Regions from separate parts of the Homo sapiens genome. Here region 1 is linked to region 2. A link is a loop called in an ENCODE intact Hi-C map of the cell type or tissue named here. Cell type or tissue: CD4-positive, alpha-beta T cell. All regions are shown on one strand. Links, peaks and the distances in the headings refer to the core of each region. The heading gives the core; the rest is flanking DNA. Region 1 overlaps LOC105372460 (a long non-coding RNA gene). Region 2 has its middle 8.2 kb from the start of LILRA5.

Evidence for each region. Hi-C counts contacts between places; a loop is a spot of excess contacts. Peaks named below come from ENCODE experiments on the same cell type or tissue, not always from the same donor. Only the 100,000 strongest peaks of a DNase experiment are listed, where the experiment ranks them.
Region 1: a loop joins it to region 2, with 2.8 times the contacts of the local background. A loop is called at or near these places in 1 of 110 quality-filtered maps.

Annotation. Positions count from the first base shown.
Region 1 is chr19:54,516,484-54,519,402 of GRCh38, forward strand. The region is part of intron 2 of LOC105372460 (a long non-coding RNA gene); the gene reads right to left. Among named protein-coding and RNA genes, the nearest start is that of LAIR2, 15 kb to the left of the region's middle. RefSeq lists a silencer at 929-1,129. In CD4-positive, alpha-beta T cell, for the core only: no CTCF peak of the experiment used is centred there; a DNase peak (open chromatin) is centred at 1,208.
Region 2 is chr19:54,303,542-54,306,460 of GRCh38, forward strand. No RefSeq gene overlaps it. Among named protein-coding and RNA genes, the nearest start is that of LILRA5, 8.2 kb to the right of the region's middle. RefSeq lists a silencer at 1,010-1,210. In CD4-positive, alpha-beta T cell, for the core only: no CTCF peak of the experiment used is centred there; no DNase peak of the experiment used is centred there.

The DNA of each region.
Region 1 (2,919 bases), core at 161-2,660, 210 kb after region 2:
GGATGGGGGCTAGGAGACCACCCTTCCTTAGTTACGTGTTTTGTGCTGTGTCTTGACAAGAGAGATGAATCAGGGTCCTAGGTGAGAATTCACCACCATCCAAGACCTAAATGGGTGTGTGTAGACTCTGAAGTCCAAGAAGTTCTGCCGACCGACGTCTGCACAAACCACTCTCAGCAAAACAACCACTAGAGTAATCCAGGGTTTCAGAAAGAGTTGGTCTTTTCCAATCTAGCGGAGAATATCTTCTCCCAGTGAGAGAGGGACACACACACACACACACACACACACATACACACACAGTATTGGCTCTGTTTTCTCTGAAGTGTGTGGCCTTTTTTTTTTTAAGGTGTTGTAGATTACTTGGAACTAAATAGAGGTGATGGTTGAAGAAGATTATGAATGCACCAAATTCCACTGATTTGTACACTTTTACATAGTTAATGGTTAGTTTTATGTTTGCGTACTTTATTACAATAAAAAGTAATGATATAGTATTTGTAGAGCAAGTAGCAAAGTCCCAATATGAGTAGAATCTTATCATGCTCATAATTTATACACACAGTGCATTGAAATAAGACACTATTTTCGGACAGGCGCGGTGGCTCATGCCTGTAATCCCAGCACTTTGGGAGGCTGAAGCGGGAGGATCACAAGGTTAGGAGTTTGAGACAAGCCTGACTAACATGGTGAAACTCTGTCTTCACTAAAAATACAAAAATTAGCCGGGCATGGTGGCGTGAGCCTGTAATCCCATCTACTCAGGAGGCTGAGGCAGGAAAATCACTTGAACCAGGGAGGCGGAGGTTGCAGTGAGCCGAGATCATGCCATTGCACTCCAGCCTGCGTGACAGAGTGAGACTCCATCTCAAAAAAAAAAAACAAAACAAAACACTATTTTCTATTACCAAGGCAAGGCCAGAGTGATTCCCTTTTTGCTTCCTCTCTGCCCACGATGGTGTACAGTAGAAAAAAAAATGGCCTTATCCAGATGTCAAGATTCCATAGTTCATATGAACATCATCTACACCTTGAGCTTCTCCACCTCTTGCTAAATTCTGACTCCTATTCCAAATGTTCCCAATATATCTGGCCCTATATCTAGACACCATTCCTATTTCCCCTGTCTGGATGCAGTCCAAGGAGAGTGGTTCTTGCGGTTACTGTTTACAGTACTGACTGGGATGCTGGCGCCTGTCTGTAGTTTCAGCACCATGGCCAGCGTCCAGGAAGCCACACAGCTTTCTCCATTGTCGTCTCTTAGTTGATCATTTGCATATGCTGAGTCCCTATCTTGGGACTCTGAAATAGAGTCTTCCTGGAAAAATCTAATCAGTAACTTTTTTTTCAGGGCAATATTCAGGCATTAGGGTAAATTGGAAAAAGAGGATGCCAGTTGTTAAGGCGATGTTTTTGGAAAAAAAATAACCCTTACATTCCATGGATTCTGCAAGCAAGTAGAATGGCCTGTTGTGGGGTCGGGGGTGGGGGAGGGGGAGGGACAGCATTAGGAGATATACCTAGTGTAAATGACGAGTTAATGGGTGCAGCACACCAACATGGCACATGTATACATATGTAACAAACCTGCACATTGTGCACATGTACACTAGACCTTAAAGTATATACATTAAAAAAAAGCTCAGAATGTGGGCTCCCACACTCATCAGGACAACTAGAATAATCCAGGGTGTCAGAAAGAGTTGGTTCTCTCCAATCTAGCTGAGAATATCTCTTCCCGGACTTTCAAGATACCAGCTATTGGGTAATGGCCAAACGACAACAGGCTTTAAATCACACCAAACTGCTTTCAAAACCTGAATCTGACCTTGCTATCTTTATGTGCTTGGGAGAGTCACATTACCTGTCTAAGACTCACTTTGCTTTTCCATAAAATGGCACTAATAATGCTGTCTGCTTTGTAAGCATGTTTGGAAGACGGATGATCGGGGATTATTATATTCTGCCTCTCTGTTTAGCTAGGAGGGAAGGCTCCGGAGCCAGGAAGGCTGGGATATGATCATTGCTTTGTCTCTGAAAACTATGAGATTTAGGAAAATTACCCACTTGACTCAATTTTGTCATTTATAAAATGAGGGCAATGCCAGTACCTACCTTATATAGAGTTTTGGTGGAGAACACATAGTTACTGCATGTGACGTGCAAAGTAAACTCTGAACATGTTGTTAGACTCACTCAATAATGTGGGCTATTGTGATCACTACTATAATGTTACTCTAAAAACGATGATAATATTATCATAGTTTTGTGGCTACACAGAGCCTGATAAACTTTGCTCAGTAATAATACCTGTTTTTATGAATCATTGTTAACATTTTCTTGAAGGTCCTTGGACATCTGACATATTCCCTGATTTACTTTCCAAAGTTCTGGGCTCCCCATCTCAAGCTTACAGACTTAGCCTGGACGGATGCCGGCATTTGTTTTTTTCAAATATTTACTCAGCAACATCTCCTGGGACTCGGGACTCTGATGTGCCACATCCTGTATAGGAAACAGGTGATGTGGAAATGAGTCAGACTCAGCTCCTGCCCCTGACAGACTCTGACAGAGAAATCTGCAATGCACTGATAAGACTCTGCTACCAGAAGCTTAGGCGCTGCTGAAACGCAAAAGAGATACCAATTTATCTTTTCCTAAGGAGTGAAGGAAAGCCCCTTGGCCATGAAAACCCCTCAGATGGTACCAAAAATATAGACAATTGATCCAGAGAGGAAAAGAGGGGAAGGAAAGAGTAGAGAGCATCCTCAAATGAGAGAGCAGTGTATTCGGAAGCATCAGTAGCTATGAGAAGCTACAGGCTCAAACAAGGGGAAAGATTTAGGAGGAGAATTATTCTCAATTGCTGGAGTGAGGGGTTGAGCCAAATAGGTTAAATTAAAATTTTCATTGTTGACC
Region 2 (2,919 bases), core at 242-2,741:
TTGAGGATGTGACAGGTTTGGAAAAATGAAAAAATGACAAAGTGGTCATTATATGAAGATCCAGAAAAATAATATTATTCAATATAGGATCAGCTGATTGAAGTATTCAACAAATATGCAGAAAGTTTCCTAGTGTGGACAAGACTTATTTGATTATGAGGAAATTTAATAAGTGCTGTGAAGTAACATAGATCTGTATTCACAGATGTGCAATAAATTAAGTAAAAATCAATAAAGACATAAAATGAGAAAAAAACCTATCTACAATAAAACCATCAATCTCAAATCATTGGATGGAGAGAAATATACATATACAGAATACTCTCTGAGAATAACTAGAATAAGGAGATATGTGGCCGGGTGCAGTGGCTCACACCTGTAATCCCAGCACTTTGGGAGGTCGAGGTGGGTGGATCACTTGAGGTCAGGAGTTCAAGACCAGCCTGACCAACATGGTGAAACCCCGTCTCTACTAAAAATACAAAATTAGCCGGAAATGGTGGTGCATGCCTGTAATCCCAGCTACTCAAGAGGCTGAGGCAGGAGAATCGCTTGAGCCTGGGAGGCGGAGGTTGCAGTGAGCAGAGATCACGCCACTGTACAGGAAGTTTCAAACCCAGGAGAGGTTATCTTTCAAGTACTCAGTGTTGTGGTTTCTCCTGCCAGGGTGACAACCTGATGATTATGGAAATCTAATCAGAAAACTGCTATCTTGCTTTTATTCCTACCTCCACAGGATGAAAACAGTTAATGGTAGAGACAAAATATGTCCAGAGTAGACAGGAGTCACAGAAAAAGTGAATTCTGATACGTTCTTTCCCAGGAAGTTACTGGTACAGAAGTTTAGAACTGAGATACCTTTTGGAAACAAGGATGGCATTCTGCCTTTGATGGATGGAAGAGTACTATCCCAGATTTAGATAGAGTTTGCTAAAGGCGTCTATCTTAGAGTGGCTGAGCCATCTCCACTTCAAGCTATGACTTTCTGTGAATTACCCACCCACTTGTCCTTCACAATAAGAGCTTACCCACCCACTTGTCCTACAGAATAAGAGGGACCTTTTAGTCTGCTCTTCTGATTGCGGACCTGATTCCACAGGTGCCTGGGGCATCTTTGCAATCCCTAGGAATCAGCACCATGGACAGGGGCAAGGAATAGGGTCCACTCCTCTCTCCACTTCAGCTGGACCTCTTGTTCGTTTTCTTTCTTTCTTTCTTTCTTTCTTTCTTTCTTTCTTTCTTTCTTTCTTTCTTTCTTTCTTTCTTTCTTTTCTCTCTTTCTCTCTTTTTCTTTCTTTTCTCTCTCTCCTCTTCTTTTCTTTCTTTCTTTCTTTCTCTTTCTTTCTCTCCTTCTTCCCTTCTTTCTTTCTTTCTTTCTTTCTTTCTCTTCCTTCCTTCCAACTTTTATTTCAGACACAGGGAGTACAAGTACAAATTTCTTACATGGGAATATTGCTTGATGCTGAGGTTTGGAGTACGGATCACATCCCCCAACTAGTGAGCATAATACCCAATAAGTAGTTTTTAACCCTCTTCCACCCTCTAGTAATCCACAGTGTCTATTTTTCCTATCCTTATGCTCATCTTTTTCTTTACACATTTCACCTCATACTGACCACCCAGCAGGAACAAAATACCTCAATGCTGCTTGGAAAATAAGGCTCCCTCCCTTCATCTCTACCTTTCTTCCCAGGCTCTCTGGAAACAACCTCTTCTGTAAAGACTTCAAGGGCAGAAGAATAAGCTGAGAAACTCAGCCCAGAGCTGCCGGAGACTGTGACTCCTGTAGTCTGTGAGGACCTTGTTGCTCAGCCAACATGAAGTGAGTCCATGAGGGTGAGGAGCTGCAGATCCCACAGACTGTTTGGGGCAGGGACAGAAGGAGTAGGTGGGGTTGTGGTGCCTCTTGCTCTGTTCCTCAGCTTCATCTCTTTTGCTCAAAGGTTGGCCCCCTACCTTTTCAAATCTTCTCATTCCACTCACCCAGCACCTTCTGTGACCCCCGAGTAGGGTAAGGCATGGAGAGTGAGAATGACCCCCACTTTCATGAATTTCTTCATCCCTTTCTGAGATGGGATTGCCCTATGACTGGTCCCTGCTGTTTTTCCTTCCTTCTATCCCAGGCCGGGGCTCTCCTAGCACAGGGATGCATGCTAAGGTTTAGAATCTTAACGGATGTGGTGCTTGGAGCTCCTGTACTGAGACCAAAATCTTTAGGGGTCACTGGGGTGTGACAATAGGGGTAAGGAGGAACTATGTGGACCACAGCACTAGTAGGTCCCCCTGTGGGCTGAAGTCAGAGGGCTTGGAGTAAACTTGGCCTGAGAGAGTAAGGCCATGTCTTTCAATCGATGGTTTTGGGGAGGCACAAGTGACCGGTCCTTGGACAGACAGAAGGTACCCAACCAGATCTCTGAGTAGCACTGCAAGGTCAAGTTCTCTCCCGAGGACACTAAGGGCCCTGGCTCAGACAAATGGAGGGTTTCTTGTACATTTCTAGGAAATATGAAGGTTGCAGTGTGTACAAAGCAGCCCCTTCCCACATGTCCTGGACCCCGAACTGAGGGACTGGCCTCCTCTCTCTCAGCTCCTGTTAGACTCTTGGTGTGGGTCTTTGTAATCTCCAGGCCTCTCACTCTCCTTTTCTAAGTTGCTCTCCTTGGACCACTGCCTCATCGCATCCTCTACTCTAGGACCCTCTCCCTGGACCCTCAACCCAGGGATGACCCTGGTCCCAGGACCCTGAGCATATAATCAAGACAGGGGGCTAGGCCAGGCGCAGTGGCTCACCCCTGTAATCCCAGCACTTTGGGAGGCCGAGGTGGGCAGATCACGAGGTCAGGAGATCGAGACTATCCTGGCCAACATGGTGAAACCCAGTCACTACAGGCCAGGTGCGGTGGCTCACACCTTTAATCC